Linked DNA regions of Homo sapiens: region 2 is linked to region 1. Evidence: read pairs that join two places in POLR2A ChIA-PET (ENCODE). Cell type or tissue: PC-3. All regions are shown on one strand. Each heading gives the region's core, and the rest is flanking DNA. Links, peaks and the distances in the headings are about the cores only. Region 1 overlaps SDC4 (syndecan 4). Region 2 overlaps SYS1-DBNDD2 (SYS1-DBNDD2 readthrough (NMD candidate)).

Evidence for each region. ChIA-PET counts read pairs that join two places held together with the same protein. Peaks named below come from ENCODE experiments on the same cell type or tissue, not always from the same donor. Only the 100,000 strongest peaks of a DNase experiment are listed, where the experiment ranks them.
Region 2: POLR2A ChIA-PET joins it to region 1 with 31 read pairs; 13 of 35 experiments call an interaction of 5 or more read pairs at or near these places.

Annotation. Positions count from the first base shown.
Region 1 is chr20:45,327,554-45,343,935 of GRCh38, reverse strand. It overlaps SDC4 (syndecan 4), which reads left to right. Exons shown (of 5, transcript NM_002999.4): 2 at 8,016-8,154; 3 at 10,867-10,913; 4 at 13,372-13,570. Among named protein-coding and RNA genes, the nearest start is that of SDC4, 13 kb to the left of the region's middle. RefSeq lists an enhancer at 609-1,503. In PC-3, for the core only: no CTCF peak of the experiment used is centred there; DNase peaks (open chromatin) are centred at 5,995 and 7,155; H3K4me3 peaks cover 1,845 bases; H3K27ac peaks cover 3,943 bases.
Region 2 is chr20:45,386,294-45,402,675 of GRCh38, reverse strand. All of the region lies in intron 3 of SYS1-DBNDD2 (SYS1-DBNDD2 readthrough (NMD candidate)), which reads right to left. It overlaps LOC107985404 (a long non-coding RNA gene), which reads left to right. Exons shown (of 5, transcript XR_007067608.1): 4 at 1-3,897; 5 at 8,108-8,188. It also overlaps the pseudogene NDUFB4P10. Among named protein-coding and RNA genes, the nearest start is that of DBNDD2, 14 kb to the left of the region's middle. In PC-3, for the core only: CTCF peaks have their summits at 9,556 and 9,756; no DNase peak of the experiment used is centred there.

The DNA.
Region 1 (16,382 bases), core at 2,694-10,693:
AGTCATGCTACTCCACCTCTGAGCCCCAGCCTCCTGGTCTGTTAAGAAGATCATGATACCGGTGTGGCGAAGCTTAAAGGAGACGACAGGGCTGTAAATAAAGGCACCTAGTACCATGCCTGGTAGGGAGGAGGTGTTACTTAGTGACAGTTCCCTTCCTTGCCCAGGCCACCTTCATGCCAGGGGGTCCTATCTCTGAAGATTCTGAGCCCAGGTCTCCTGGAAAGCTTTCTCCATCCCCCTTATCCCCCTTATCTACCCCCACAGCTGGGAGGTGGGAAGGGAGAAATCTAGGGTGGGGCTTTTGGAGTCCAAATCTCCTATTTGTTTATCTTAGAAGTGGGCTGTTTGCTAATTATCGAATGGGTTTATGTTTAAACAAGAACCAGTTCTGGGCAGCCCCACCTCTCCTGCTGGGATTTGCTGGAGCCTCATGCTGAACAGTTTGCAGCCTGGAGGGAGAGGGGGCAGGGGGTTTGCCAAGGGTATCAGACCACTCTGGACACTGTCCAGGACCTGGGGTCACCCTCCTGTGCTGGAGGGGCAGAGTTTCTACCCTTAAGGAGGCTGAGTGATTGCAAATAGCACTTTGAGGGGTGGGGTGTTGGTGGACAGAAAAGGTACAGTGTTCTGAAAAGCCAGTTTCTCGTATGTTTTCACTGCATGGTGCCCTAGAGAGGGAGGAGAGAGAACACATATGTCAACAGTTGGGGTCTCATTTAACCTTAGAAGAATAAGCCTGACTTCTTGGGCTTGTTTGTCATTAACTAACACAGTGGTGACCTTGGGCACATTCTTGCATCTCACTGGGGCCTCTCTGGTCCCATCTGCTGAAGGCTGGGTGACTGAAAAAGAGGGTACAGAAAACTCCAGCCCCCGTCCTAGCTCTGCTGCTCACCCAGGGACACACACAGTTAATACGTCACTTTGTTGATGTGAACTCCAGTGTCCTCTATAAAACACCTGTGGCACTCAAAGGTCATCATCGCTGTTTGGCAAACTTGTAAAGTTCTGGCTTTATTAGCACCTAGACGAGGGTTCTTAACCCGGCCAGAGTTTGGCTTTGGGGAGGTGGTGTCTGTGCATATGTTGAAAATGTAAACTAAGAGTTACAGTTATTGGGGTTTAGACCTTTTTATCCTTTTCAGGGGGCTGCAGTACTCCCCAAAAGGTCACTCTGATCTCAGCAGTTCTTTCTGGCTTTGACCTTTCTACAGCCATCCTTCCTCCCTCCCCCACTTCCCAGCCTTGTTCTTGCCTCCTGCTTCCCCCAACCCCCACCTTCAGCCCAGACCTTCCTATTCAGCGGCCCCCACCCCTTCAGGCTGCATCTCACCCCTCCCCCTGTCCTCCAGGCCCGGGAGCTCGGCTGCTCCAGTTTTCTCTGGCACAGTAGAAGAGGCTGCTGGTCAGGTGACACCTGGGGTAATGGAAAGGGGAGGCAGGGAGAGGCTGGTATGTGTGGAAACAGTGACTTGGTGAAGCCCAGCAGTCAGTGGCCAGGCCTGCGGGGACTGGCGGTGTCACTCTAGCCTCTGGGCGTGGGGGCAGATGTGGCACATGGCTGGCCCGGCTACCCAGAGTGGGGATACTCCTTGCCTTGGAGAAGCCCTGCCGGAGCCGTCTGTGGGACAGACTGACCTGGTCTGGAGGATGGCTTCCTTGGGGGTCGGTGAGGGAGGCTGGGAAGAGGCAGGAAGCCAGCACCCAGGGCTGATCTAATCAGCTGAGATAAGGCTGCAGCGTGGGCTCTCTACTCTGCTCTGAGAACACAGGAGGTTTGTTTACATCCCGAGAGCCTCCCTAGCCCTCGGATCCAGCAGGGATTTCGGATCTGCTGCCTAGATTACAAGCTCCAACTTCAATGCACCTCTGTCTCTGAGGCCCTGAGGGAGCCAGCCCCCTCCTGGCTGTCTCCACCGGTAATCGGAGCAATGCCCAGCTTGGTTACTGGGCTGGGACAGAGGGAGGCTTGTCTCTTTGAGACCTGTCTTTTACAGATTGGAAAACTGAGGCTCAGAGAAGGGAATTGTCCACGATCATCCAGGGAGTTAGTAACAAGGGTGCTGGGTCAGCTCCTGGCAGGGAGACATCCAGAGGCTCCTGAACCCTTCCCCCATTTCTAGCTGGCACCCTAGGATCCTGGAGTTCTTGCTGTGGGAATGGGCTGCCCTGAGGCTTGGTGAAAAGCTGGTTGCAGGCAGTGCCAGGCCTGGCTCTCTCCTGAGTGATTGTGTTCAGAGTAACCCGACCTTGAAGGCGACATTTGAACCCTCACTCCACCCCCACCCCCAGACCTGGTTTAACCATTCAGGCACCAGAGCACCAGACCATGGATTGGTGTGTAGTTTCTTTTTACCTTCTAGATTTTTATTTATTTATTTTGTCCCTGGGGACCCAGGTCCCCAAGTAGAATTTCAGGTGTTTCTGGTCACTGTCATTTGCACCTTCGGGGAAAATAAAAATGGTCTTTACCTCTGTCTGCTTAGGACAGGTGGTCAAAGCTGTGTGACCTTGGGCAGGTCTCTGACTATCTCTGTATCTTTTTTTCACAGTCTGAAGGGACCTGATTGGTTGTTGAAAAGTCTCTGGGCTCAGAAGCAAAATGATAACCTATTATAGATTATATTCCTTTACAGTTTGCAAAGCACCATCTCCCTGTCCCCAGGCTAGCTTCCTTCCAGCAACAGAACTGCCTCTGCAAGTTTTCCCAGGCCTCTGATCCTTTGAGCACTGATCCCACTGGCCAGGAGGAAGGCAGGTAGGGGTTAATCACAGCCACTATTCATTGATCACGTGCTGGGTCCCTTGCACACACAAATGCATTCCTCTTAATCCTCATCACCCTGCAAGGTGCTACCAGCCCTAGTCACAAAAGAGGAAACTGAGGATTTCAGAGATGAAATAAACTCCCAAGCTCATATAGTTAGGAAGTGGCAGAACTCACACTTGTGAATCTGCCTTGATGCACAACCACTCTGGGTGGTAGAGTCACAGTTGTGGGCCCCAGGTTTTAGCCATTCTGGGGAATGTCTGGCCCTTAAGAAGTGGGTGGGGTGGGGAAGAACAGTTACGAGTAGTGTACGCTGCTGGGGGTCTCCTGCTAGAAATCATTCTGGTGGGTCCAGGTGTTGGAGCCCCAGGTACTCACCATCCCCTCTCCCCACTAAATTTGGCTTGCCCAGTTATTACCCTTCTGGTCTTGCCTCCTGAAAGAAGGGTCAAGTGTGTCCCCGACCCTACCTCCCCTGGGGAGGAGCCAGGTCGGGAGAGGCTCTCATTAGTTCACAGTTATCCAAGCCCTGACCCTGAACTCCTCTCTGGTGCCCCAGCCAAGTTTCTGTTCCTTTGTTTAAGTGATATCACTTTCACCTTTGTTTACTCCTAGGCAGGGACAGGGTTGCCCTGGAGCCCTGGCCCAGCCAGTGTGTTGTGGACTGGCGGGTTAGGCTGGAGAGAAGTGAAGAGTGGGTGGCAGTGAGAAGCCTAGTTGTGGTTGGGACGTGTTCTTGAGGAAGATCTGGATTTGAATCCCAGCTCTAGCTTTCTAGTTGCATGACGTTGGATAAGTGACTCAGCTGAACCTCAGTCTTCTCATCTGCAAAATGGGTAGAGCACCTTGCAAGGCTGTTTTGCCATTTAAATGAACTTGTATAAACAAAGTACCCAGCATGGTGCTTGGCATGTAGTGGATACTCCTTTTAGTCACTCATGCTTTTCCTGGGGTGATAGAAGCCATAGGATTTGGGGATAGGGTTGGGATAGGACCTTTTCGTAGCTTCATGCCTATAGCCAAAAGACTAGATGGGGAGTATAACTGTAATGACAGCTGCTGCCTGTGGATTTGCTGAGACCCTTAGGGGCAGCCAACACCCTGGAAGGGGAGAGAAGATAATTCCAGTCTGGGAGCCAGGATACCTAGGTTCTAAGTCCATCTCCGCTGCCAGCTGCTTGGATGACCTTGGCAAAATCCCTTGTCTTGTCTGTTTGCTAGGTTATAAAATCAGATACCTTCTGTTGGCAGGTGTTAGTTTCTGTAGAACAAAAGAGCACTTCCCCTCCCTTCTTTCTCCCCAACAGTCTGGGGAAGAATGTAGTATCTCTAAACCCCCAGGCACTAATCCCAGATCCCCACCAGCCACAGGGCCAGCAGAGTCTGTGGGACCTAGGCCCATTGCCCTATTTTTTATTTTTTGGAGACAGGGTCTTCCTCTGTCACCCAGGCTGGAGTGCAGTGGCACGATCGTAGCTCACTGCAACCTCGACCTCCTGGGCTCAAGTGATCCTCCCACTTCAGCCTCCCGAGTAGCTGGGACCACAGGCGTGCACAACCACATTTGGCTAATTTTTGTAGAGATGGGGTTTCACCATGTTGCCCAGGCTGATCTCAAACTCTTGGGCTCAAGTGAGCCTCCCACCTTGGCCTCCCAAAATGTTGGGATTAAGCCACTGTGCCTAGCCACCACTGTCTTACTTAGTTGGTAATTTCTGTTGTGTGTTCATGAAAGGGACAAAGATACAAGGAGACTTGAGAGCCCAGAGAGGGTGCCTGTGCATGTATACACACGAACACACATGCCTGGGCAAAGGTGGGGTGAGCTGAGGAGAACAGACCACATTCTTAGCCAGGAGCAGGGCGGGGTCCATCTCTGGTCAGGGCTGGGCCTGGCTGCTGGGTGGCCTGGTTCTTCAAAGTCACCCCAGACTCAATGGGCTTTATCTGAAAAGAGGGCGGAGGAGAGGAGGACCGTTGGTGCCTTCCCAACCTTTACACAAAAAAGAGTGATTGCCCACAATCCCACGGGGCTTGGTCCCGTCTTGCTGGCCTAGTCCTAAATGGCTCTTATCCACTTTGGAGTTGCCTTCCCTCTTGTCAGAGGTCATGGGTGGAGAAGGGACCAAAACAGGGCAGAGAGGGGGCTTCCAGAGCTCAAGGAGAGATTTAATTCCCTGTGTCCTCCTATCACCACTGGGAGCTGGAAGAAGTTTCTTCCCAGCCCCTTGACTTGCTGTAGGAGGGAAATCCTGGGCTCATCTAAATGCAGCCTTTGAAGACTCCATCTTTTCAGAGCTTTGAAATAGGATCGAATCCAGGCCGTGCCGCGGAGCCCCGGGGTGACTTCAGACTAGACTAGTTTCTTTTTTGGAAACTGAGTATAAAAATGAAGGGTTAAGGATGAACAGGTGCCCACAAAGAGGGCTGAACTGGGAATAAATCTTGGTTTCAGCCTTGGTTTTGCTGCTGACTTGGCTGCAAGATCTTCACGCCCCACTTTCGCTCATAGCCTTCATTTCTCTAATGTAAAACGGAGGTAATTCCTAACAGCCAGTGGGCATGCTAATCCCATGGGTTGTTTTGAAATACCTCTTAGCACTTTCACATACTGAAAGAGAGGCTGGATGCATAAACAACCTTCCATGGCTCCTGGGGGCAGTGAGGGGTGGGAAAAGGTCTCTCAGCCTGAGACAAGTCTCCTGATGGAACTACAGCCCCTGTTGAGGACTTTGACCTGGTCAACAGCTGGCCAAAGTGTACCATTCTTTCTTTCTCCCGGCTAGATTGACCCCCCTACTTAACAGGGCTCCCTTGGAGCCTGGGGCAGGCTGGTGACCCCGTGTACATATGTGTTCATGCGTGTGTTTATGTGTTTGTGGTTAAATGTCCAGGTCAGTGAAGCCTGGGTTCTGGCCCAGTGTGGCTACTTCCTGCTTGTGTGGCCTTGGACAAGTGACTTTACTTTTCTGAGCCCTTGTTTCCATCTCTGCAAAAAGGGACTATTAAAAGGACCTAGACAGGCTGTGTGCTTGGTTAAGGCCTGTCACTTGGGTTCTTGGGGGATTTGCCACAGGAGATGGAGGTAGGAGCACAGGGACCCTGCCCTTAGGTATAGGCACTTGGGCAGCCATGAGGAGCCTTCCTCCTGCTCTGCCAAACCAAAGCCACAGGCACGGGCTATGTGCGGGGGCTTGAATTCCAGCACCAGCAGCCCGGCAGCTCCTGATTCCCGAGTCATGAAGTCATCTCTGAGCAGCACTTAACCTCTCTGGCTTTCCACCCCCACGGGTGCCAAGCGTTCAGCATTCTCCCCACTCCCCGGGAGAGAGTGATTCCTGGCCACTGCCTTCCTTGTGGCCTGACCCCGCTCCCTTCCGGGAATCCAGCATTCTCCCTCTGTGGGGGTGGAAGAGGGTGCATGAGGGTCAGGTTCCACCTGCCTCTCCCCAGAAGCCCAGTGGGGAGAGTACAGGAGTGGCTCTGAAGCAGCTTTCCTGGGCCTCTCCTGCAATGATAATAACCTTATCTTAGGGACAGATGTTCCTTCTCAGACACCCTCCTTTGTCAATGGCAGTCTCAGCTGAGTGAAGGACTGCCTGGGGTGTCCGAAACAGAGACCTGACCTCTTTCTATCCTGAGTTATGTAGCGAACGCTCTGTGTGACCTTGGGCAAGTCCCTGCCCTGTTCCGGGCTCAGATTCAAGTTGTGTGAAACGGGAGGACAGGAGCTCCTTGGGTCCTGGCATTCTGTGATTCTAAGCAGACCCCCAGCTCCTGCAGTTATGGCGTCTGGAGAAGATGGGAATGTCTTTCAGCGGGAGGGGCATGGTGTATTGAACTTAATGAAAAACCCCAACTCTCCTGGCAAATACTAGGCACTTTAGTGTTTGAATTAATTAGTAGAATAATGAACTTTGCTCAGAGCTGCTGTTCTCTGGGCAAACAGAAGCCTGAGCCCAGAAGCTGGAGGAAGGGTGATGGGCATCCAAATGTTTCCTGTGCTCTTGAGGGTACATTGTTCCCACTCGGTGGAGCTACAGGATGGGAGCAGGGTAACTGATGTACTGTAGGGCTGCCCGGGACCTTTGACACTTTCTTTTGGCAAGCGGTTTGGTGGGAGTGGACCTGAGACTCTGTCCTGATCAGCTGTGTCTCCACAGGGTAGTGGCTGAGTGATGATTATGGGTACTGGAGTGGATGGTCTGTGAGGGTAGGGATTGTGCCTCTCGGTGTCTGCATGGTGCTGGCAGCAGAGTAGATCTGTGGGAGATGTTTGGAAGGCAAGACTGAATCCAGGAGTACACTCCTGAGTCATCAGGTCTGGGCAGCGCCCTGACCTGAGGCTGTCTTAGGGTGTGCGTGAGGCAGCCCTGTCTGTCCCGGCCCAGACTGACTCAGCTGGGAAAAGTATCCTGGACTGGGCAAGACCAGAACCAGGAGCCCACTCCCTGTCCTGTGTGAATCAGCTGCCACTGCATCACAGAGCCCTGGAGTGTAGCATCCCAGGGCCCTGTGCATGGAGACTCCTGGCTCTGAAGTCAGGCAGCCCTGCGTATGCAATCCTCGCTCTTCCATCTGCCAGCTGTGTCACCAAAAGAAAATGACTCCCTCGGCTGTAAAAAGAAGTGAATAACATGCCTCCAGAGTTATTAAAACAGGGCCCAGCACATAGCAAGTGCTCGGTAAAGGATATCTAGCCATATTAATAATTTGATTATTACCTCATTTACTGTTTTTATTTTTTTTGAGACGGGGGTCCCACTCTGTAGCTCAGGCTAGAGTGCAACGGCGTGATCCTGGCTTATTGCAACCTCCGCCTCCCGGGTTCAAGCAATTCTCCTGTCTCAGCCTCCCGAGTAGCTGGGACTACAGGCGTAAGCCACCACGCCCAGCTGATTTTTGTATTTTTAGTAGAGACGGGGTTTCACCATGTTGGCCAGGCTGGTCTTGAACTCCTGACCTCAAGTGATCTGCCTGCCTCCGCCTCCCAAAGTGTTGGGATTACAGGTGTGAGCCACTGTGCCCAGCCTCATGTACTATTTTTATTTGCCCAGAATGGAAAGAGACTTGCCTAAGGACACGCGGTGAGTTAGAGGTAGAGTGGGATCCAGGACGCAGGTCTCCAGGCCCTGGCCTGGTCTCTTTCTAGTTTCTGAATGCCCACTTCACTAGCTTTTGGGCATCAGCTGTCATGGAGCACTGGGGATGTTGGCTGATGTGTCTCCTTTCTTTATCTTAGATCCGAGAGACTGAGGTCATCGACCCCCAGGACCTCCTAGAAGGCCGATACTTCTCCGGAGCCCTACCAGACGATGAGGATGTAGTGGGGCCCGGGCAGGAATCTGATGACTTTGAGCTGTCTGGCTCTGGAGATCTGGGTACGGAAGGTGTGCTGGGCAGGCGTAGGCACAAAGCTGGAGGGAGTGGTGGCTTCACCAGCCAGGAGGGTGACCATGCCTTGAGACTTGGATTTTTGTGGGACTTTTCCTAGAGTGCCCTTCTTCCTTCTCAAAAAAAGGGGAAACAAAAGTAATGGATTAACCTATTCCATCCCTGAGAGCCCCTGGGGACAAGCTGTTTGCTGCTTTGAAGTCATTGGTAGCTCTGGGTTTTCTGAGCTCCAGCCTGAACGTGTCCTCATAAGCTCTTCTCTTTTCTGCAGGGCATGGTGGGGGTGGGGTGAGGGTAGGATGGGTGGCAGGACAGGGTGGGAGTGGGGAAGGAGGACCCATAGAGTGTTTTCCTTTTTTTGAAAGGAAAAGTTCCAGCCTGGGCCACATGGTGAGAACTTGTCTCTACAAAAACACAAAAATTAGCTGGATGTGGTGGCATGCACCTGTAGGAGTCCCAGCTACTTGGGAGGCTGAGGTGGGACGATCCCTTGAGCCTAGGAGGTTGGGGCTGCAGTGAGCCAAGATCATGCTACTGCACTCCAGCCTGGGTGACAGAGTGAGACCCTGTCTCAAAACAAAAAAGGAAAAGTAGCAGCTTAGAAGTGGGGATGGGGTGGGAGGGGGCATGAGTGGGCAGAGATGTAGTTGGGAAACCAAGAACAAGTCCCTGCTTCAGTGGGGGTGGGGGCGGGTGAAGGGCCCAAGGCCTCTAGGCCAGACAGCTAATAAGTGTCCCTCCTATGTGCAGAGAGGTGTTAATGATTGCAAGTTTTAGCTTTGCAAGTTTTAGCTTTGGAGTCACATGGTCCTGAGTTCAAGCCTCCATCCTGTGTGAACTGAGCTTCAGTTTTCTAATCTGTAAAATGGGAATAATAAAGATAGTACATCAGTGTTGTGGGGACTGAACTGACTTAAAGCTTTTGGCACCTACCAAGCACTCAGTACGTGTGTGTTTGGTTTAAAAAAAAAATAAATTTTATGGCCGGGCACGGTGGCTCATGCCTGTAATCCCAGCACTTTGGGAGGCCAAGGCAGGCAGATCACGAGGTCAGGAGTTTGAGACCAGCCTGGCCAACATGGTGAAACCCCGTCTCTACTAAAAATACAAAAATTAGCCAGGTGTGGTGTCGAGTGCCTGTAATCCCAGCTACTTGGGAGGCTGAGGCAGGAGAATTGCTTGAACCCGGGAGGCAGAGGTTGCAGTGAGCTGAGATCACGCCATTGCACTCCAGCCTGGTGACAGAGCAAGACTCTGTCTTGAAAAAAAATAAAAATAAAAAAATAAATTTCATTATGTGCATACAACATGATATTATGGGATACATATAGATAGTAAAAATGTTACTACAGTGGAGTTAAGTAATATATCCATCATCTCACATAGTCGCCCAGGAAATGTTTTAATATTGCAGTTAGAGTTTTCTTTCTCAAAAGTTAATTCCCTGGGGATCTTGTTAAAATGTAGATTTTGGCCGGGCGCGGTGGCTTACACCTGTAATTGAAGCACTGTGGGAGGCCAAGGCAGGCGGATCACAAGGTCAAGAGATCGAGACCATCCTGGCCAACCAACATGGTGAAACCCCGTCTCTACTAAAAATACAAAAATCAGCTGGGTGTCATGGTGCACCCCTGTAGTCCCAGCTACTCGGGGGGCTGAGGCAGGAGAATCGCTTGAACCCAGGAGGCAGAGGTTGCAGTGAGCCGAGATGGCACCACGGTACTCCAGCCCAGGCGACAGAGAGAGACTCTGTCTCAAAAAAAAAAAAGTAGATTTTGATTCAGTCAGCCCTGAAATTCTACATTTCTTCTTCTTTTTTTTTTAACCAATGAATTATTTTTACTCTTTTTAAATAAGTGAAATATTAGCTTTAATGTTTTCTGATCATGACAATATTTTTAGATAAGAACATTTTAAACATTCAACAGTAAGAGACTATTGAAAATAAATGAAATTCATTGAATAGAAGTAATTAAAATAATAATGTAACTCTTTAAGCATTGTAATGGAAAGATGTTAATGATATATTGTTACGAGCCCATTATTGGGAAAAATGTATTTAGGAATACGTATGGAGGGAATTTATTTATTTATTTTTTTGAGACGGAGTCTTGTTCTGTCGCCCAGGCTGGAGTGCGGTGGTACCATCTTGGCCCACTGCAACCTCTGCCAACCGGGTTCAAGTGATTCTCCTGCCTCAGCCTCCCAAGTAGCTGGGATTACAGGCGCGTGCCATCACCCGTGGATAATTTTTGTATTTTCAGCAGAGACGGGGTTTCACTATGTTGGCCAGGCTGGTCTCGATCTCCTGACCTCAAGTGATCTGCCCGCCTTGGCCTCCCAAAATGCTGGGATTACAGGCGTGAGCCACCGCGCCTGGCCTTGAAATTCTACATTTCTAACCAGCTCTCAGGTGTTGCTATTGGTTTTTGGATCCACACTTTGCAGAGCAAGGGTTTAGAGCTGATGAAGCCTCTGCCCAGCTGCCAGCTCACACATTCCTGTGAAAGAGCCAGGGGGTGGGTCTGAGGAGCCCCATTTTACAGATGAGATGACTGAAGTAGGGGTGGGGAAGCTCGCTTGCTGGACATTGAGCATTTGGAAGCTGGTTGTAAGGTGGAGCTCCCACCAGTCCTGGCTGAAGGGGTCATTTTCCTGGGGTAATGGACCTCACTCACACAGCTATTCTGACCTTACAGATGACTTGGAAGACTCCATGATCGGCCCTGAAGTTGTCCATCCCTTGGTAAGTAGCTACATGCTTCTGCCTCTTCCACTTTGCTCCTCTATAGCAGACCTATTGGGAGAGGCAGAAAATACAGCCCCCATAGGCAGAATAAGTGAGGGGTCTTACCCCACTATGCGGGAAGGCTTTTTAAAAATCTGGCCCTGGGGTGGGCATGGTGGCTCAGGCCTGTAATCCCAGCACTTTGGGAGGCTTGAGGTCAGGAGTTCAAGACCAGCCTGGGCAACACGATGAAACCTGTCTCTACATAAAATACAAAAATTAGCCAGGTGTGGTGGCATGTGCCTGTAGTCCCAGCTACTTGAGAGGCTGAGGTGGGAGAATGGCTTAAGTCCAGGAGGCAGAGGTTGCAGTGAGCCAAGATTGTGCCAGTGCACTCCAGCCTGGGTGACAGAGCCAGACTGTGTTAAAACAAACAAACAAACAAACAAATCTGGCCCCAGGCTCATTTTGTAGGTTGCTGGTAGGCCATCCTCCCTGCAGGGATAGTCACCGTCAACACCAACTCCTTTTCTCTACATTTATAGCTATTTCCTAGCATTGATAGAAAAGTATATATATAGGCCGGGCACAGTGGCTAATGCCTGTAATCCCAGCACTTTGGGAGGCTAAGACGGGCAGATCACCTGAGGTCAGGAGTTCGAGACCAGCCTGGCCAACATGGTGAAACCCTATCTCTACTAAAAATACAAAAAATTAGCCTGGCACAGTGGCGTGCGCCTGTAGTCCCAGCTACTTGATTGGGAGGCTGAGGTAGGAGGATCGCTTGAACCTGAGAGGCAGAGATTGCAGTGGGCAGAGATTGCACCATTGCACCCCAGCCTGGGCGACAGAGACTCCCTCTCAAAAAAAAAAAAAAAAAGTATATATATATAATTCTATGAACTGCGTTTTTCACTTAGACTGGTCATGAGTATTTCCCTGCATAATTTAATGCTCTTGTCATTTTTATAGGCTGCGTAATAGTTTACCTGATTCCCTTTATTGACGGAAAAATGGCTTATAATTTGTTAACATTTTAAAATTATAACACTGCAGCAAACATCTTTTTTATTTTTGCAAAGCAATAACAAGTTTATTAAGAAAGTAAAGGAATAAAAGAATGGCTACTCCATAGGTAGAGCAGTGGCATTGGCTGCTGGTTGCCCATTTTTATGGTTATTTCTTGATTATATGTTAAGCAAGGGGTAGATTATTCATGAGTTTTCCAACAAAGGGGTGGGCAATTCCCAGAACTAGGGGCTCCTCCCCTTTTTAGACCATATAGAGTAACTTCCTGACTTTGCCAGGGCATTTGTAAATTGCCATGGCACTGATGGGAGTGTCTCTTAGCATGCTAATGTAGTATAATTAGCATATAATGAGCAGTGAGACCAACAGTTTCATTGCCATCCTGTTTTTGGTGGTTTTTGGCAAGCTTCTTTATTGCAACCTGTTTTATCAGCAAGGTCTTTATGACCTGTATCTTGTGCAGACCTCCTATCTCATTCTGTTACGTAGGATGCTTAACTTACTGGGAATGCGGCCCAGCAGGTCTCAGCCTTATTTTACCCAGCCCCTATTCAAGATGTAGGCACTCTGGTTCAAACACCTGACATTTTCCCCCTCCCTTTTGTAAGAAAACCCTTAATCCTAAGGGTTGCAGAGGGACAAAGATCCATCTTCTATAACTTCTTCATGCTGAATAGGGTGATGATATTCCTGCTTAACTATTAGGGCCTCTTGTATCCATGGTAGAGAGGGGTTCAGTCAGAAAGGGCCAGTATGGTGAGGGCCATTCATAACTCTTAGTTCTGACAAAAGGTGATATCCAAAGTCCTCCAATCAGTGCTGCAGTCCATTTCCTTTGATTCGGGAGTCTCCTCCGTCTCATCCCTTCTGTGGTTCTCCAGAAAGATGTTACCAGAAAGGGGTCCCGATCCAGACCCCAAGGGAGAGGGTTCTTGGATCTTGCACAAGGTAGAATTCAGGGTGAGTCCATAGAGTAAAGTGAAAGCAAGTTTATTAAGACAGTAAAGGAATAAAAGAATGGCTACTTCATAGGCAGAGGAGCTGCAGCAAGCATCTTTTACACGTAGTCTCTGAAGAGCTCCTTACAATAGAGTTTCCAGGGCAAAACTGCCACCTTAAAGGGCAAGCGATGTCTAAGGTTTTGCCAAATTGCTTCCAGAGTGGTTGCTCTAGAATAACCAGTGGCCAGCAGTGCAGGAGAGCACCTGCTTCCCTGTTCCCTTGGGTGCATTCATTTTTCATTTGGGACAGATATACTAAAAAAGTTGGGGATAAGGATTTTGGCAGCATAATTGTGGAGACAGTGTTGCCAATTCCTGCTCCAGGACCATATGGTTCAGCTGAATATGGCAGAACCAGATTCTCTGCCTGGCTGAATGTCCCTGTCCCCTGCCCTGAGTCTCTTCCAAAATACGCTGAGTGTCTCTTCTCCTTTCCGCCCATCCAGGTGCCTCTAGATAACCATATCCCTGAGAGGGCAGGGTCTGGGAGCCAAGTCCCCACCGAACCCAAGAAACTAGAGGAGAATGAGGTTATCCCCAAGAGAATCTCACCCGTTGAAGAGAGTGAGGATGTGTCCAACAAGGTGTCAATGTCCAGCACTGTGCAGGGCAGCAACATCTTTGAGAGAACGGAGGTCCTGGCAGGTAAGTCCCCATGCTGCTTATAAGATGCCTTGAAGGTGGAATGGGGCTCAGCGGGGGAGAGCACCTGCAGGCAGGGATGCCTCCAGCCATGAGGCTCCTTGGTGCCCCTTCCTTTTGCCTATTCAGGTTGCCCTAGAACATTGAAAGACTACACCTTCCTTATGGGGTGGCTCTGACTGTGCAGCCTGGTGGAGGGAGAGGAAAAAGCACCTATCAAAGTCTTCTGGAAAATAGGCATTGAGTCATTCTTCTGCCTTAAGTCTTTCTCATTTATTTTGCAAAGGACTTTCACTGTATAAGTTTGGCATCTGGGAGTTAATCATTAAAAGTTAATTTCCCTTGTAAGTCTGGAGGCTCCTTCGAATTGGGTTAGCTTCCCCTCCCCCTACTCTATCACTTGGCAGCCTTGTGACCTTGGCTGAGAAGCTTTCGAACTTGATGAGCCTCAGTTTCCTTATCTGTAAAATGGGTACAGTGATACCTTCTGGGGTTGATATAATGAGTCCATGAAAAATAAAATATGAAATAACTTTGCACACTATAAAGGGCTATTCCGATTTGGCCTCAGTTGAGAGTTCTTTACTGGAATGTGCGGTGAGGAATGCTTTGTCCCAGGTGTTGACAAAAGGGATGGAGGGAACTCCCCAAGGTCATGGCCGAGGGCCAGCCTGGATGAACCGGCCTGGCAAGTGGGCACCCTGGGCCCATGCTGGGTAACTCCTGTCTCCTGGGAATCAACAGAGCCAGCAGCTCCAAGGAGGCTTGAGCTATAGGGACAGAGCCTGGCTTCATCCAGGACAGATGGAAGGTCTCACCTGCCTCTTGTAAAGAGGGTTCCTGGGAGCACAGCCCCTGATGACTGGGCCCACCTCAGCCCTGACCCTGGCTTCCTGGTATCTGAGCCAAAGTTCTTTTTACTTTTCTTTCAGAAGTAAAAAGATTTGCATAAGACTTTGGATTTGCATAAGGTTTTGCTCTAATTAACTAAAGGTGCTATTGCTTCTAAAGAAAAATTTGAAAACCACTGATTAATCTAAGCACCTGCTTCTTATACATGGGGAGACTGAGGCCCAGGCTTTAGGCCACATAGTAAGAAAAGAACTGAAGCCAGGTTATCTCTTTAATCTTCCATTTGAGAATTATACAAGCCTAAGAGCCTCATGTGAAAAGTTATATTGTTAGCTGGTGTGGTGGAATCCCCCATTCCAGAAGCTTTAATCAGCACCCAGGAGCCTTATTAAATGCTTGCTGTATGCTGTATGATTCCTGTGCCCCTGATTGAGTCCGTACAACACAAAACTCAGTCTAAAGAACTTATCCGAAGTCACAAAGCTGGAAGTGGCAGACCTGGCATTTGGACTGAGGACCACAGTCAGCTTCTGAGCCTGTGCTTGAAACTTGACCCTGTGGGGCATCCCAGCGCAGACCCAGGGCCTCGTGGAGGAACTGGGGTCATCAGAGGGAAAGGTGATAGAGACAAGAATGGGGTTGATGCCTGATATTCCATGTGCTTGCTCTGGCACCTCCTGGGGGTACTTTTTTGTTGCTTTTTCATAGGATTTTACCCAAGAAAGAACCTTGCTTGACTCCTCTGTGCCACTCTGTCCCCATTGTGTACATAGATTTGTAGTGTGTGCAGGGATGGAAAATTAATCTTCTTAGCCCGAGTAAGACCGAATTAGGGAACTCAATCTGCCACAGAAGGGATTCTATGAAGCATCCCTGCCCCTAGCAAACAGGAATGAGTCATTCAGGCCACCTGGCAGAGTGGACAGGCCAGACCCACTCACTGTTAGAAGCCCATCTCTGCCCAACACTAGGCAGGTTCTCCTCTCGGAGCCTGAAAGTATCATTTATTAAGCACCTCCTGTTGTGCACACCTGATTCAGGGGGTTCGGGACACAGATATAAACCTTAAACCCTTACAGTTAATGAATCTTGAGAATATGCTATGCACTAGGCATTGTTCTAAGCACTTTGAGTGGATTAATTTATTTAATCCTTAGGACAAATGTATGAGAAAGGTATGGCTCTTCCCATTTTGCGGTAGGGAGATGAAGGAAACTTGCCCCAAATCACACAGCCAGGAAGTAGGAGAGGTAGGAGTGGAAACCAGGCCTTAGCTACTGAGTTCTGTATGTAATTGTAACATAAGAGTTTGGAATTAGTATGTTCTGCATGTGTGCACTTTGAATGTACATACCTGTCTATGAAGTGTAGGCTATATAGGTAAATATGCACACAGGGAGAGCTAGAGAGTGCCCTGTGCTAAGGACTGCAGGATAAATATGTCTACAGGGATTTCCATAGCCTACGGTTTTCTCCTGTTCCTGGTTCAGTTAGTGCTAGACTGTTGCAGGGGAGTCCGCGTGGTGTTTGGAAAGAGCCTAGGCTTTAGATTCAGGCAGATGTGGGTTAAAATAGTGGCCTTGGCCGAGTGCGGTGGCTCACGCCTGTAATCCCAGCACTTTGGGAGGCCGAGATGGGCAAGGTCAGGAGTTCAAGACCAGCCTGGCCAACATAGTGAAACCCTATCTCTACTAAAAATACAAAAATTAGCCGGGCATGGTGGCACGTGCCTATAATCCCAGCTACTCAGGAGGCTGAGGCAGGAGAATTGCTTGAACCTGGGAGGTGGAGGTTGCAGTAAGCCGAGATCACGCCACTGCACTCAGCTCGGGCAACAGAGTGAGACTTCGTCTCAAAAAGAAAAAGGAGTGGCCTTACCACTAGCCCTGTGGTCTTCAGTGACTTAAAATGCCAACGACCCACTTCTTATAACTGGGGTCATGAGGTCAACTTAAATAAGGCA
Region 2 (16,382 bases), core at 4,746-12,745, 57 kb before region 1:
TAATAATGAACTCAGTCCTTACTATTATAAGCACTGTGTCCAAAATTCAATAAAAAATTACAACACAGGCTGGGTGCAGTGGCTCACGCCTCTAATCTCAACACTTTGGGAGGCCAAGGTGGATGGATCACCTGATGTCAGGAGTTCAAGACCAGCCTGGCCAACACAGTGAAATCCCATCTTTACTGAAAATACAAAAATTAGCTGGGCATGGTGGTGGGTGCCTGCAATCCCAGCTATTTGGGAGGCTCAGGCAGGAGAATCGCTTGAACCTGGGAAGCAGAGGTTGCAGTGAGCCAAGATCGCACCATTGCACTCCAGTCTGGTTGGCAAAAGTGAAACTCTATCTCAAAAACAAACAAACAAAAATTACAACGCACACACACACACACAACTTTTAAAATACCAAAAAAACCTACTGTCAAGAGACAAAGCAGTCCAGGTGTGGTGGCTTATACCTATAATCCAGCACTTTGGAATGCCAAGGCAGATGGAATGCTTGAGGCCAGGAGTCTGAAGACCAGTCTGGGCAATATCGTAAGGCCCTGTTTCTATATTAAAGAGAGAAAGAGAGAAAGAGAAAGAGAGAGAGAGAGAAAGCAAGACCAGGTGCAAGATGCAGATGCTGTAATTATCTGACACAGAACTTAAGACAACTATAAGTAATACGTGAATATGAAAGGCTCTTGTGGAAAATGTAGACAATATGAAAGAACAAAAGGGGAATTTTTGCAGAAATATGAAGACTACAAAAAAAGAGACATAGAGAAATGCTAGAAATAAGAAAAAACACATACATATAACAGATTTGAAGAATGCTGTTGACAGGCTTATCAGTATACTAGTCCTTTCTCACGCTACTACAAAGACACACCTGAGACTGGGTAATTTATAAATGAGAGATGTTTAATTAACTCACAGTTCCACAGGGCTGGGGAGGCCTTAGGAAACTTACAATCATGGCAGAAGGGGAAGCAAACACGTCCTTCTTCGCATGGCAGCAGCAAGAAGTGCCCAGCGAAGGGGGAAGCCCCTTATAAAACCATCAGATCTCATGAGAAGTAACTCACTATCACAAGAAAAGGATGGGGGAAACCACCCCCATGATTCAACTGTCTTCACCTGGTCCTTTCCATGACATGTGGGGATTATGGGAACCACAATTCAAGATGAGATTTGGGTGGGGACACAGTCAAACCATATAATTTTGCCCCAGCCCCTCCCAAATCTCATGTCCTCACAATTCAAAACACAATTATGTGCTTCCAACAGTCCTCCAAAGTCTTAACTCATTCCAGTATTAACCCAAAAGTCCAAGTCCAAAGACTCTTCTGAGACAAGGCAAGTCCCTTCCACCTAAGAGCCTGTAAAATCAAAAGCAAGTTAATTACTTCCTAGATATAATGGGGTTATAGGCATTGGGTAAATACCCTCATTCTAAATAGGAGAAATTGAAGGGGTAAATTGGCCCAAACAAAGGGGCTACAGGCCCCATGCAAGTCTGAAATCCAATAGGACAGTCATTAAACCTGAAAGCTCCAAAATAATATCCTTTGATTCCAGGTCTCATATCCAGGTCACACTGATGCAAGAGGTGGGCTCCCACAGCCCTGGGCAGCTCCACCCCTGTGGCTTTGCAGGGTAGAGACCCCCTCCCTGCTGCTTTCATGGCTGCCATTGAGTGTCTGCAACTTTTCCAGACACTCAGTGCAAGTTGTTGGTGGATCTACCATTCGGGGGTCTGGAGGACAGTGGCCCTCTTCTCACAGCTCCATAAGCAATGCCCCAGTGGGGACTCTGTGTGTAGGATCTGACCCCACATTTCCCTTCCGCACTGCCCTAGCAGAGGTTCTCCATGAGGGCTCCGCCCCTGCAGCAGACTTCTGCCTGGACATCCACGCATTTCCATACAACCTCTGAAATCTAGGCGGAGGTTCCCAAACCTCAATTCTTGCATTCTGCACACCTGCTGGCCCAATACCTCATGGAAGCTGCCAAGGCTTGGGGCTTGCACCCTCTGAAGCAATAGCCCGAGCTGTCCTTGGCCCCTTTTTGCCATGGCTTGAGTGGCTGGGATGCAGGGCACCAAGTCCTGAGGCAGCATACAGCAAGGGAGCACTGGACCTGGCCCAGGAAATCATTTTTCCCTCCTAGGCCTCTGGGCCTATGATGGGAGGGGCTGCTGTGTAGGTCTCTGATATGCCCTGGAGACATTTTCCCCATTGTCTTGGTGATTAATATTTGTCTCCTTGTTACTTATGCAAATTTCTGTAAGGGGCTTGAATTTCTCCCAGAAAAAAATGGGTTTTTCTTTTCTATCACATCATCAGGCTGCAAATTTTCCAAAAGTTTATTCTCTGCTTCCTCTTGAATGCTATGCCACTTAGAAATTTCTCCTGCCAGATACCCTAAATCATCTCTCTCAAGTTCAAAGTTCTACAGATCTCTAGGGCAGGGGTAAAATGCCACCAGTCTCTTTGCATTGCAAAAGTGAAGTTTACTCCAGTTCCCAGCTAGTTCCTCATTTCCATCTGAGACCACCTCATCCTAGATTTCATTGTTCATATCACTATTAGCATTTTGGTCAAAGCCATTCAACAGTCTCTAGGAAGTTCCAAACCTTCTCACATTTTCCTGTCTTCTGAGCCCTCTAAGACTTTAGGAAGTTCCACATTTTCCCACATTTTCCTTCTTCTTCTGAGCCCTCCAAACTGTTCTAACCTCTATCTGCTACCCAGTTCCAAAGCTGCTTCCACATTATCAGGTATCTTTATAGCTGCACCTCATTCTACCAATACCAGTTTACTGTATTAGTCTGTTCTCACACTGCTATAAGCACATACCTGAGACTGGGTAGTTTACAAAGAAAAGAGGTTTAATTGACTCACTGTTCCAAAGGGCTGAGGAGGCCTCAGGAAACTTACAATCATGGTGGAAGGGGAAGCAAACACGTCCTTCTTCATGTGGCAGCAGCAAGGAGAAGTGCCTGGGGAAGGAGGAAGCCCCTTATAAAACCATCAGATCTTGTGAGAACTAACTCACTATCATGAGAACAGGATGGGGGAACCACCCTCATGATTCAATTATCTCCACCTGGTCTCTCCCATGACACGTGGGGATTATGGGAACCACAATTCAAGATGAGATTTGGGTGGTGACACAACCAAACTATATCAATCAGTAAACTCGACATAGCTGAGGAAATAACCAGTGAACTTGAAGATAGGTCAATAGAGAATACTCAAATTGAAACAGAAAAAGAAAAGAGTGAAACAAACAAACAAAAACCAGAACAAATATCCAAGCGCTAACATATAAGTGATTCATATCCCAGAAGGAGAAGAAACAGAGAAAAAAAAATATATATATGTAGATACAATATTTATTTGTAGATATAATAGCTAATAATTTTCCAAAAATAATGAAAGATATCAAACCACAGAGCCAAGAAACTCACAGAATCCAGAAAAGATTAAATGCCAATATACAAACACAACAAAGAAGCACATGCAAACACAACCTAATATATCATATTCAAATTGCTGAAAACCAAAGATAAAGAGAAAATATTGAAGGCATCTAGAGGAAAAAGGCACACTCCCTACAGAGGAACAAAGAATTACAGAAGACTTCTCATCAGAAATTATATAACCAGAAGATAATAGAGTCATATCTTTAAAATGCTGAAAGACAAAAAACTGCCAATCCAGAATTCTATACCTAGCAAATACATCTTTCAAACATGAAGGAAATACACTTTTTCAGATCAAAAAAAAAAAAAGAGAGAGAGAAAATTCATTACCAGTGGACGTTCTGTAAGCAGAAGAAATATGATACCTGAGAGAAACTTGGATCTACATAAAGAAATGATGATCTCTGGAAACAGATAGAATAAAGGTAAATATAAGAGACATTGTTTCTCATTTTTACTCACTTTAAAAGGTAACTGCTTTACTAAAGCAATGCATTGTGGCCTCATAGCATATATAAAAGTGAAATGTATGACAATAACAACAGTAAAAATGAGGAGATGGAGGAATGGGAAATATGCTGTTAAAGGGTCCTTATGATATATAAGAAGTGGTATAACATTATTTGAAGATAGACTGATTAAAGATATAGTAAATTCAATAGCAACCACTAAAAAAATTTTTTTAGAGAGGTGTAAGTAACAAGCCAATAATAGAAAATGGAATCATAAAAATGCTGGAATAGGTAACTATGTGAGATGATGGATATGTTCGTTTGCTTCACTATAGTAATCACTTTACTATATCTATGTATTCCATAACATCATGTTGTATACCTTAAACATATACAATAAAATTTATTTTTTAAAATGACTGTTGAACATGAAAACAAGTACATATAATAATTTTTTCTAATGTTGGGAGGCTTCCTCCCTAGGCCACTTGTGTCCAACGTGTCTTGCTGAGTATGTCAAGATCACAAGGCCCAGACCTCTCTTTCACCTGGGTCCTTGTTCAGGATTGTTAGTACAGCTAGAGTTTTGAGAGGTGAGATCATTTCTCAGACCAAGGCAGGCTTGCTTACTGCTTGCTATAAAAATGTCCTGGGACCAGGCGTGGTGGCTCATGCTTGTAATCCCAGCACTTTGAGAGGCTGAGGCAGGAGGATCACTTGAGTCCAGGAATTCGAGAGCAGCCTAAGCAACACAGTGAGACCCTGTCTCAAATAAATTAATTAATTAATAAAATAAAATAAAATAAAAAGTGCTGGGCCTAGGTCCCTCAGCTACAATGCAAACCCACTGTGTGAATACCATGCATCTGGGCTCACTGCATCATCTGTTGAATGTAGGACCAGGGGAACCAATACAACTATGCTGATGTTCACACTGTTTGTTGTGCTATGAATAATAAACTATTTCAATCAGATGCAATACATCTTGTCTACTTGCAGCACCCATGAGATTGGGAGTTTTCCTTTTCGAAACATAATCCAAATCAAGGAAGAAAAAAGAAAAAAAGCACAGATGAAAGATTAGAAAACAAATAACAAGGTGATAGATTTTAATCCAGTGTATCAGTAAAAAGACAATCAATTAAAAGACAAATTAGCAGATTGGGAGCAAAGTAAGAGGCAATAATATGTTGTCCACAAGACCCACTTTAAATATAAAGAAATATATGGGTTAAAAGTAAAAGGATGTGTAGAGGAATTGGATCCCTAAAAAAAAAATGAATGGAGTAAGACACACCATACAAACATGAAACCAAGCAAGTTGGAGTGACAGTATTAATATCAGACAAAGTAGATTTAAGAAGGACTATTACCAGGGAGGAAAAGTGGTATTATTTAATAATAAAAGGTTCAATTCACCAAGAAGACTTAACAGTCATAAGAGTGTATATACTAACAACAGAGCTTCAAAAATATATGAAGTAAAAACCAGTAGACCTGAAATAAGAAACAGAAAAAATCTATATTGCACCTAGATAATTCAACCCTTCTCTCTCAATAATCAATAAAATAAGTACACCAAAAAAGCAAGGATATAGAAAACCTTAACACTATCATTAATTTCTCCTAATTATATTCATGACACTTTACCCACCAACAGCAGAATAAACATTCTTTTCAACTGCACATACAACATTCAATGAGAGATTCATCATATTCTGGGCAACAAAAACAATCCTCAACAAATTTAGAAGAATTTAAATTATGTTGTATGACCATAACAGAATTAAATAGAAATAATAACAGAAAGATAACTGAAAAACAATCCCAATACTTCAAAATAAAACATGAGTCAAAGATGAAGTCCAAGGGATATTAGAAAATACATGGCTGGGTACACTGGCTCAGGCCTGTAATCCTAGCACTTTGGGAGGCTGAGGCAGGTGGATCGCTTGACCTTGAATTTGAGACCAGCCTGGGCAACATGACAAAACCTCGTCTCTACAAAAAATATAAAAATTAGCTGGGCATGGTGGCTCATGCCTGTATTCCCAGCTATTTGGAGGCCTGAGGTAGGAGGATAACTTGATCCTGGGAAGTGGAGGTTGCAGTGAGCTGAGATGCCACCACCGCACTCCAGCCTGGGCAACTGAGCAAGACCCTGTCTCAAAAAAAAAAAAAAAAAAAAAAAAAGTGTTGAACCAGGCACAGGAGCTTATGCCTGTAGTCTCAGCATTTTGGGAGACTAGCTGGGAGGATCGCTTGAGCCCACAAGTTTGAGACCAGCCTGGGCAACATTGGCAGAAACTTCATCTCTACAAAATATACAAAAATTAGCCAGGCATGGTGGTGCATGCCTGTAGTCCCAGCTACTCATGAGGCTGAGGCAAGAAAATCGCTTGAGCCTGGGAGGTCAAGGCTGCAGTGAACCGAGATCACACCACGGCACTGTAGCCCAGGTAACAGAGTGAAACCCCATCTCAAAAAAATAATAAAATAGGCCGGGTGTGGTGGCTCACGCCTGTAATCTCAGCACTTTGGGAGGCCGAGGCGGGCGGATCACTTGAGGTCAGGAGTTCAAGACCAGCCTGGCCAACATGGTGAAACCCCGTCTCTACTAAAAATACAAAAATTAGCTGGGCGTGGTGGTGGGTGCCTCTAATCCCAGCTACTTGGGAGGCTGAGGCACAAGAATCACTTGAATCCAGGAGGCGGAGGTTGCAGTGAGCCTAGATCATGCCACTGCATTCCAGCCTGGGTGATAGAGCGAGACTCAGTCGAAGAAGAAGAAGAAGAAAGAAGAAGAGGAGGAGGAAGACGAAGAAAAAAGAAGAGAGAAGAAGAAAAAAGAAAGAAGAAGAAACAGCCAGGTGCAGTGGCTCATGCCTGTAATTCCAACACTTTGGGAGGCTGAGATGGGTGGATCACTTGAGGTCAGAAGTTCGAGACCAGCCTGGCCAACATGGTGAAACCCCGTCTCTACTAAAAATACCAAAATCAGCCAGACATGGTAGCATGCATCTGTAATCCCAGCTACTTGGGAGGCTGATGCAGGAGAATCACTTGAACTTGGGAGGCGGAGTTTGCAGTGAGCCGAGATCACGCCATTGTACTCCAGCCTGGGCAACGGAGCGAGACTCTAAAACAAAAAAAAGGAAAAAGAAAAAAAGAAAAACATATTGGATGGAATAAAATGGAAATTTTTGTGGCCACAGTCAGCCACAAAACACCTCCCAATGTTCCTTACCACCTATCATGTACATCCGGGCAGTCCTCTCCTACACTGTACCAAGGTTATGTCACGGGATCCTTTGGGTGTCACTTGGTCAGTGCAAAACCTCTGTGGCTGGTGGTGCCTCTGCTGGAGTTTTGCTTGTGCCCACTCGTTCTGCCCACTCACCTGGCAGGCTGTGCTTGGCTAGTGCAGCCCGGATCCCATGCCTACCAAGGGTAAGCCAGGCATGGAGTGGTGGGGGGGTGTGTGAGCAAGCGTGAGGTCCAGTCACCACACAGAGCCAGGCACACAAGCTGCCGCAGCCACGTGAGCAGCTCCAGGCACTGGCACAGGCACCAGCTCCATGCAAGGCTCTGGCTGGACCAGACCTACCCCAAGCGACCTCTGCTATAGGCACCAGCGTCTGGACCAGGGGAACGCAGTGGCACCTGAAAGCTCTGAGACACCAGGAACTGCAGAGCCCCAAAGAGGGTGTTACAGCATGTCACAGCCCTGCCTCAGGGAGCCCCGAGATCTGGGCCCCCAGAAGGGCTGCAGCTCTTCTCTCTTTCTCATCACCGGCAGCCGCTCAGCGAGGTGGGGGTGCTGTATTTCAGGGGGTGGAGTTTCAGCCCATTTGTGTTACTGCTCTTTCAGTCCTGCCACCCTGCTCCGGCCTGTGGCTCCTGGGCTGGCCTGGCCCCGCCACTGCTTCCTGTTGCATGGGGTGGCAGCCTGGCGCTGGCAGAGGGCAGGAGAACTAGTGTGTTACCGCTCTGGCTCGGAGAATCCCGAGGTCTGGGCCTCCAGAAGGGTCTCCACTCTTCACTCCAGCAGTTCAGGAACGTGTCACCACCTGCACCTCAGCGAGCTAGCCAGGAACGTGTTACAGCCCCTTTAGCTCCCACCTGCACCTCAGCGAGCCGGCCAGGAAAGTGTTACAGCTCCTTTTACTCCCGCATTTGGCAGGTCCTGAGTTCTTGACCAGCATCCGTGAAGAATGAGGTTACACAGACAACTGGAAGGTGAGCAAGGCAGAGAACAGCTTTATCGGCTGACCAAACAGCTCTCAGAGGAGAGGAGACCCAAAGTGGGTAGCTCCTATCTGCAGGCAGGTAGTCCCAACGAGTCCATGAATCTGGCCGGGTCAGGAAAAAGCACCATCTGATTGGCCAAAAGGCATCAAGGAAGTTCTCACTTTAGGTAGTGGACTCCACACAGAACTGGAGGCCTGGCTGTCAGGCTTCAGGTCATCCCTGGCTTGAAGGTGGGGTTTCACCAAGGACCCACCCCTTCCCACCTAGGAACCTGTCTGCCTCCTGCCACCATTAGTTTACCTATGTGACCCGCAGGATATGCCAGAAATGATGGTATGTCACTTCTAAAATTCAAATTAAAAAAAAAAAGACTACAGCTTCTGTCTTTAGTGTGTACTCTATTTTTGGGGTCACTCACTCTGGGAGAAGCAAGCTGCCATTTTGTCAACAGCCACTATAGAGAGGCCCGCATGGCAAGGAAAGGAAGCTTCCGGCCAAGAGCCCATGAAGGCTGAGGCCTGCCAGCAACCACATGATTGAGTATGGAAATTGATAAAATTGCCCTAGTAAAATCTTGGGATAATTACAGCCCTGGCCAGCAGTTTGACTGAAACCTCATGGGAAACTTAGGCAGAACCACTCAGTTAAACCACTCCTGGATTCCTGATACTCAAGCACTTTGAGATAGTAAATACTTCTTGTTTTAAGATGCTAAATTCTGGGATAGTTTATTATGCAGCAATAGGTAACATATTAAAATTCTGTTCATTGGAACATATAAAGAAAAAAATTTTTAAAGGGGAAAAGAAAGATTTTGGTACTGGGTAAAGTACTGCTGTAACAGTACTCTAATATGCAGGAGTGGCATTAGAATTGGACTTTGAGAAGAGTATAGTAAAAACCTAAAGCACCTTGAAGAAGCTGTTAAAGAAGCCTCGGCCCTTAGATAAGGTGCAGTGAGGGTATGCAGGAAAGTGAAGTAAATACTGTTTTTCTGTTTTTTTGTTTTTTGGGGTTTTTTTTGTTGTTTTTTTGTTTTGTTTTTGACAGAGTGTTGCTCTTGTTGATCTCAGCTCACTGCAACTTCTGCCTCCCAGGTTCAGGTGATTCTCCTGCCTCAGCCTCCCAAGTAGCTGGGATTACAGGTGCATGCCATCACACCCGGCTTTTTTTTAGTAGAGGTGGGGTTTCACCATGTTGTTTAGACTGGTCCAGAACTCCTGACCTCAGGTGATCCACCTGCCTCGGCCTCCCAAAGTGCTGGGATTACAGGCATGAGCCACCATACCCAGACAAGTGAAGTAAATATTATTGGAAACTATACTGTGACACAAAAATTAGCAACCCTGTTGCCTTCAATAAAGTGGAAAACAGAAAATGTGCCTAATGAATTTGATGATCTAAGTAAAGCAATTTCCAAGCAAAATGTTAAAGGCGCCACCTGCTTTCTTCTTGCTGCCTATAGTGAAAGGGAGGAGCAAAGGGATAAACTAAAGCAAGAGCTCTCCAGTGAGAGTGACACTGCCTCCCAAGGGATATTTGGCAATGTCTGGAGGCATTTTTAGATGTCAAAGCTGGGGAGGTTGCTACTGCCATCTAGTTGGCAGAGGCCAAGGATGCTGTTAAACATCCTACAATGTATAAGGCAGCCCCCCTCAAACCACCCCAATCCCCCCACCAAACACACACACATCAAATAATTATCCTAGCTGAAATATCAATAGGGCTCGAGTTGAAAAACGCTGAACTTTTTAAAAGGAAAGAATGTTAAACATGAAAGAGCTAAGACTTCATGATTTAGAAAATGCTTATCCTCTCCAAATAGCAGATGATAGTAAAATTTAAAAATGGCTTCCTAGCAAAACTCAAATACAGGGCACTGCCAGGAAAGCCTGGTCCAAATATGAAACTGAGAATATTAATGTACAGCCTGGCCAACATGGTAAAAGCCCATCTCTACTAAAAATACAAAAAATTAGCTGGGCGTGGTGGCACATGCCTATAATTCCAGCTACTGCGGAGGCAGGATAATCACTTGAAACTGGGAGGCGGAGGTTGCAGTGAGCCGAGATCGCACCACTGCACTCCAGCCTGGGCGACAGAGCAAGACCCTGTCTCAAAAAAAAAAAAAAAAAAAAAAAAAAAAAAGAATATTAATGTAAAATATTTTGTTAACATCTCAGAAAGACTTAAGGCAGTGCCTCAGAATACTATTCAGTCATATTTAAAGAGTCTAAACAAATTATGGATATGTCTCACAGATCCTCCAAATCAAAACAATAGTGATTCTGGAAATCTTACGGCTGATTGTTGTCTCTTAGCCATCTCAGCCGAAGCCTAGAGTAGAGAAGGGCTTATTGCAAAGAAATCTGTGGGCATGTCTTTTGTCTAACAGAGTAATATTGAATAAGATTCAAAGTGACCCACAAGTTTTAAAAAGGATTATATATCCAAAAACATCACCTTAGATTTGCAGGGATAAAAAGAGTACAAATAAAAAGAGGATTTCAGCCAGGCAGGATGGCTCATGCCTATAATCCCAGCACTTTGGGAGGCCAACGTGGGCAGATCACCTGCTGGATCAGGTGATCTAGAGATGAGAGAGAGAGAGAGAGAACAAAGCTTCAGGAACATGGAAGATTATAACAAAAGATTTAACATTTGTGTCATGGGAGTCCTAGGTGAAGAGAAAAAAAAAAGGTGGAGCTAAAAATGTGTTCAAAGAAATAAAGCTGAAAGTGTCCCAAATTTGATGAAAGACATACACACACGGATTCAAGAAGCTGACTAAACCCCAAGCATGATAAACCAAAGAAATCCATACAAGACACACCATAAACAAATTTCTGAAAACTAAAGTCTTGAAAGCAGTTGCAGAGAAATTAACCTTACCAATAATACAGCAACAATTTAAATTGCAGCAGATTTCTCATCAGAAACTGTGAAAGCCAGAAAGAAGTGGCACAATATGTTTAAGTACTGAAAGAAAAAACCGTCAACCCAGAATGCTAAGCAAAGTGAAAAAATCCTTCAGGTATGAAAGTCAAGACATTCTCAAATGAAGGAAAAACTAACATAATTTGTTAACTGAAGAACTATAGTAAGTCCTTAATGTCATCAATAGTTTCTTGGAAACTGCAACTTTAACCAAAATGATGTATAATGAAAGCAAGTTTATCGTAGACTAATTGATATTAACAAGGTAAGTCCATACAGCATACTTCTGGTCACAAAAACAATACCACGCTTCTAAATAAATGCCCAGACACATCTAGTATTAAACATTAAAATAAATGTGAGCTATACATACATTTAAGAAAGATTAATAAAACAGGGAAGTTCATTATTTACTCACCTATTGGTGATGTAATTAAAGTGAGGTCATGCTGGATTAGTATAAGCAGTGAGTGACAGCAGTCATCATGGTGGTGAGTTAAACCAAGGAATAAATCTTTGCAGAGCAAAAATTGTAAGGAGTATCTCCTACCACCATGCAGTTCAAAAACAATAATAAATATGGCAGGCTGGCTGAGTGCTCTTATACCAAATTATTTACTGTTATGCATTTGTATGATTATTATATACTTTACAAATTTTTATTTTACAATAATTTGTATTCACTTATTCTTCATTTCCAACCTGCTTATTCCATTTCAGGGTCCTGGGTGGCTGAATCTTATTCTGGCAGCTCAGGGTGCAAGGCACCCTGGAAAGGATGCCATTCCATCACAGAATGCGTGCACGCACACACACACACACCCCTCACTCATACTTGGATAATTTAGATAATTTAGATACACCAATTAACCTAATGTGCACATCTCTGGGATGTGGGAGGAAATTGGAGTGCCCAGAGAAAACCCACACAGACATGACGAGAATGTGCAAACTCTACACAGACAGTGGCCATGGCTGGGAATCAGTTGTTGTTTTTTTTTCTCATCAACATTATAAAGAAATGACGTTAAACAAAATAACATTATTTGAGGACCTGCTGTACCGTGAAAGAATGGCTAAAGGAAGTTCTCCAAACATAAAGGAAATGATGAAAGAAGAAAACCCGAAACATCAGGAGTGAAGAAAGAACAATGGAAATAATAAAAATATGGGTAAATATGATGGGCTATCCTTCTTCACTTGCATTTTCTAAATTATGTTTGATGGCTAAAACAGAAATTATATAACATGGTCTGATGTGGATTCAATTTATGTAATGAAGATATTTAAGACAATTACATTATGAAAGGAGAAGGGTAAAGGGACCTAAATAGAGGTCAGGCTTCTATCCCTCACTCAAAGTGGCAAAAGTGTCGATACCAGTAGATGGTCATAGATTATGTTATGTATGATGTAATATAGAAAGCAGCCACTAAAAAACCTACACAAAGAGATACACTTAAAAAAAACACTTCACCATAGATAAAAAAAATGGAATTCTAAAAACTGTTTAACCCATAGGAAGAGTAGAGAAATAAAAGAGAAGAATGAAAAGCAGAGGGAATGAAAAGAAAACAATCAAATGGCAGGCTTAAACCCTAACAAATAATTGCATTAACTGCCGGTAGTCTATAAATATACTTTATAACTCTGAGACTGGCAAAACGGAGTGAAAAAAATGACCCAAAATAAGCTCTCTACAAGAAACTCACTTCAAATATGACATAGGTAGACTGAACATAAAAGGATGAAAAAAGATACACCATACAAAGATTAATTAAAAGAAAGCAGAGTTAGCAATTTCAATATCAGATGAAATAGACTGCTGAGCAAAGAAAATCACCAGGGCCAAAAAAAGATATTAAATGGGTCAAATCACAAAGAAGACATAGCAATCATACATGTGTACATACCAAACAACAGATCTTAAAAATCTATGAAACAAAAATTGGTAGAACTGAAAAAAAAAATAGACATCTACTATTAAAGTTGGAGACTTCAACACATCTCTCTCAACACTTGATAGAAATACTAGACAGAAGGGTGGGCATGGTGGCTCACACCTGTAATCCCAACATTTTGGGAGGCCAAGGCGGGTGGATCACCTAAGGTCAGGAGTTCAAGACCAGCCTGGCCAACATGGTGAAACCCTGTCTCTACTAAATATAAAAATTAGCCGGGTGTGGTGGCGGGCGCCTGTAATCCCAGCTACTCGGGAGGCTAAGGCAGGAGAATTGCTTGAACCCGGGAGGCGGAGGCTGCAGTGAGCCGAGATTGTGCCACTGCACTCCACCCTGGACGACAGAGCAAGACTCTGTCTCAAAAAAAAAAAAAAAGAAACACTAGACAGGAAAGCAGCAAGGATGTATAAGAACTTTAAAAAGCCATCAATCAAAAGAATCTAATTAATATTTAGACAATACTTCACATAACAATAACAAGATTCACATTCTTTTGAAATGCTTATGGAACACTCACCAAGACTATATCTTAAGTCACAGAATAAAAGTCAACTAAAAAAAATTTTTTTAAAGAGACAGCATCTTGCTCTATTGCCCAGGCCGGAGTGCAGTGGTGCCGATCATGGCTTACTGCAGCCTTCAACTCCTATCCTCAAGTGATCCTCCTACCGTGGCATCCAAGAGACTTGGGATTACAGGCATGAACCACTGCTCCCGGCCTCAAGGAATTTTTGAAAATCAAAATCGCACAGCATGTGTTCTGAGATCACAATGAAATCAAACTAGAAATCAATAACAAAAAGATAATAGGTAAATCTCCAAACATATGGAAATTAAACACCTCATTTCTGAATAATACATGAGTCAAGAGGCGCAGTTGTGCACTGGGTCACCAAGATGACTCTCCCAAACTATACTCCATCACACCTGGCCCCTCTGCCCATGACCCTCAATCCAGCTGAATATGACATACCTCCACAAACTGCAACCTGAGCATTTGGCCATAAATCTGGGTTTAAACAGGGGTACTTAATCAGCACAATGACCCTAACCAATGATGATTCATCGAGGGCTCATCAAACATCTTGGCTTAATTTGTTGGACTTGTGTAAGATCAGCACATGTCTATCCCAATTTCAGACCCATTATCAAATACTCATCCAGTAGCTCTATGTGGAATCGGATCCGGTAGGGATAGGAAAGAAAAGCTTATCCAGGAAGAAAAATTGGATCAAACATTTAACATCTCATATTAAGTCTAGCAATGACGATTTTATGTATTCCTGCTTAAATACACTTCTATTAATCCAAAAATCCCACCACATTTCTAAATAATACATGTGGGCTGGACGCAGTGGCTCACACCTGTAATCTCAATACTTTAGGAGGCCAAGGTGGGTGGATCACCTGAGGTCAGGTGTTCGAGACCAGCGTGGCCAAAATGGTGAAACCCCGCCTCTACTAAAAGTACAAAATTAGACGGGTGTGGTAGCATGTGCCTGTAATCCTAGCTACTCGGGAGGCTGAGGCAGGAGAATCACTTGAACTCAGGAGGCGGAGGTTGCAGTGATCCAAGATCACGCCACTGCACTCCAGCCTGGGCAACAGAATGAGACTCCATCTCAAAAACAAACAAACAAACAAACAAATTTCTAATATTGGTAATTTGTATCTTTCTTTTTCTAAAAAAAATTGGTTAACCTGGCTAGAGATCTGTTAATTTTATTGATAATTCAAAGAGACAGCTTTTGGTTTCACTGATTTTCTCTATCATCTTCTGGTTTTCAATTTCATTGATTTCTGCTTTGATTTTTATTATTTCCTTCTACTTACTTTAAGCTTAAATTGCTCTTATTTCTCTAGTTTCTTCTTTCTGAAGCTTAGATTGACTTTAGATCTTTCTTCTTCTCTAATATATGCATTTAATGCTATAAATTTTCCTCTAAGCATGGCTTTTGCTGCATCCCACAAATTTGGTAAACTATATTTTTCATTTTAATTTAGTTAAAAATATTTTTAAGTTTCTCTTGAGACTTTTTTTTGATCCATGTGCTACCTACTAGTCTAGTGTGTTGTTTATTCTAGAAATACCTTGGGGACTTTCCAGCTCTCTCTGTTATGGGTTTCTAGTTTAATTCCATTGTGGTTTGAGAACATACTTTTTATGAGTCTATCATTTTACATTTGTTCCAGTGTGTTTCGTGGCCCAGAATGTACTATCTCTTGAATACTCCATGTGAGCTAGATATGAATGTGTATTCTATTATTATTGTATTAGAATGTATATTCTATTATTGTTGGATGGAGTGCTCTATAAATGCCAGTAGATCAAGTTGATTGATGGTGGTATTCAGATAAAATATGTACTTACTGATTTTCTGCCTACTTGATTTATCAATTATTGAAAGAGGGTCGTTGAAGTCTTCAACTATAATGGGATTTGTCTATTTCTCCTTGGAGTTCTACCAGTTTTTGCCTCATATATTTTGGTATTCCATTGTTAGTGACATATACTATATGTGTCATATATCCACTCAAGATCAAAAATAAGGCAAGAATGTCTGTTCCCACCACTTTCATTCAATGTAGTGCTGGAAGTCTTAGCTAGTACAATAAGGGAAGAAAAGGAAATAAAAGACATACAAATTTAGAAAGAAAATACTTGCAAATCACACATCTTACACAGGACTCATATCTAGAATATATAAAGAACTTTCAAAACTCAAAAGTAAAAATACAGACAAACAGGTTGGGCACAGTGGCTCACACCTGTGCCCAGTGCTTTGGAAGCCGAGGTGGGAAGATGGCTTGAGGCCAGGAGAATTCAAAAGCAGCCTGGGCAACACAGCAAGACCCTGTCTTGAAAGAAAAAAAATTAGCTGGGCATGGTGGCAAGCGCCGGTAGTCCTAGCTACTTGGTAGGATCACTTGGGTCCAGGATTTCAAGGCTGCAGTGAGCTATGATCATGCCACTGCACTCTAACCTGGGTGACAGAGCAAGACTCTTTTTCTAGAACAAACATCCAAACAGTCTAATTAGAAAATGGGCAAAGGAAGTGAACAGATATTTCACCAAAGAGGATACAGAGATGGCAGATAAGCATATTAAAATGTTTGTTCATTTGTTTGTTTGTTTTTGAGACAGAGTCTTGCTCTGTTGCCCAGGCTAGAGTGCAGAGGCATGATCTTGGCTCCCTGCAACCTCCACCTCCTGGGTTCAAGCAATTCTCCTCCCTCAGCCTCCCAAGTAGCTGGGATTACAGGTGCATGCCACCACACCCGGCTAATTTTTGTATTTTTAGTAGAGAG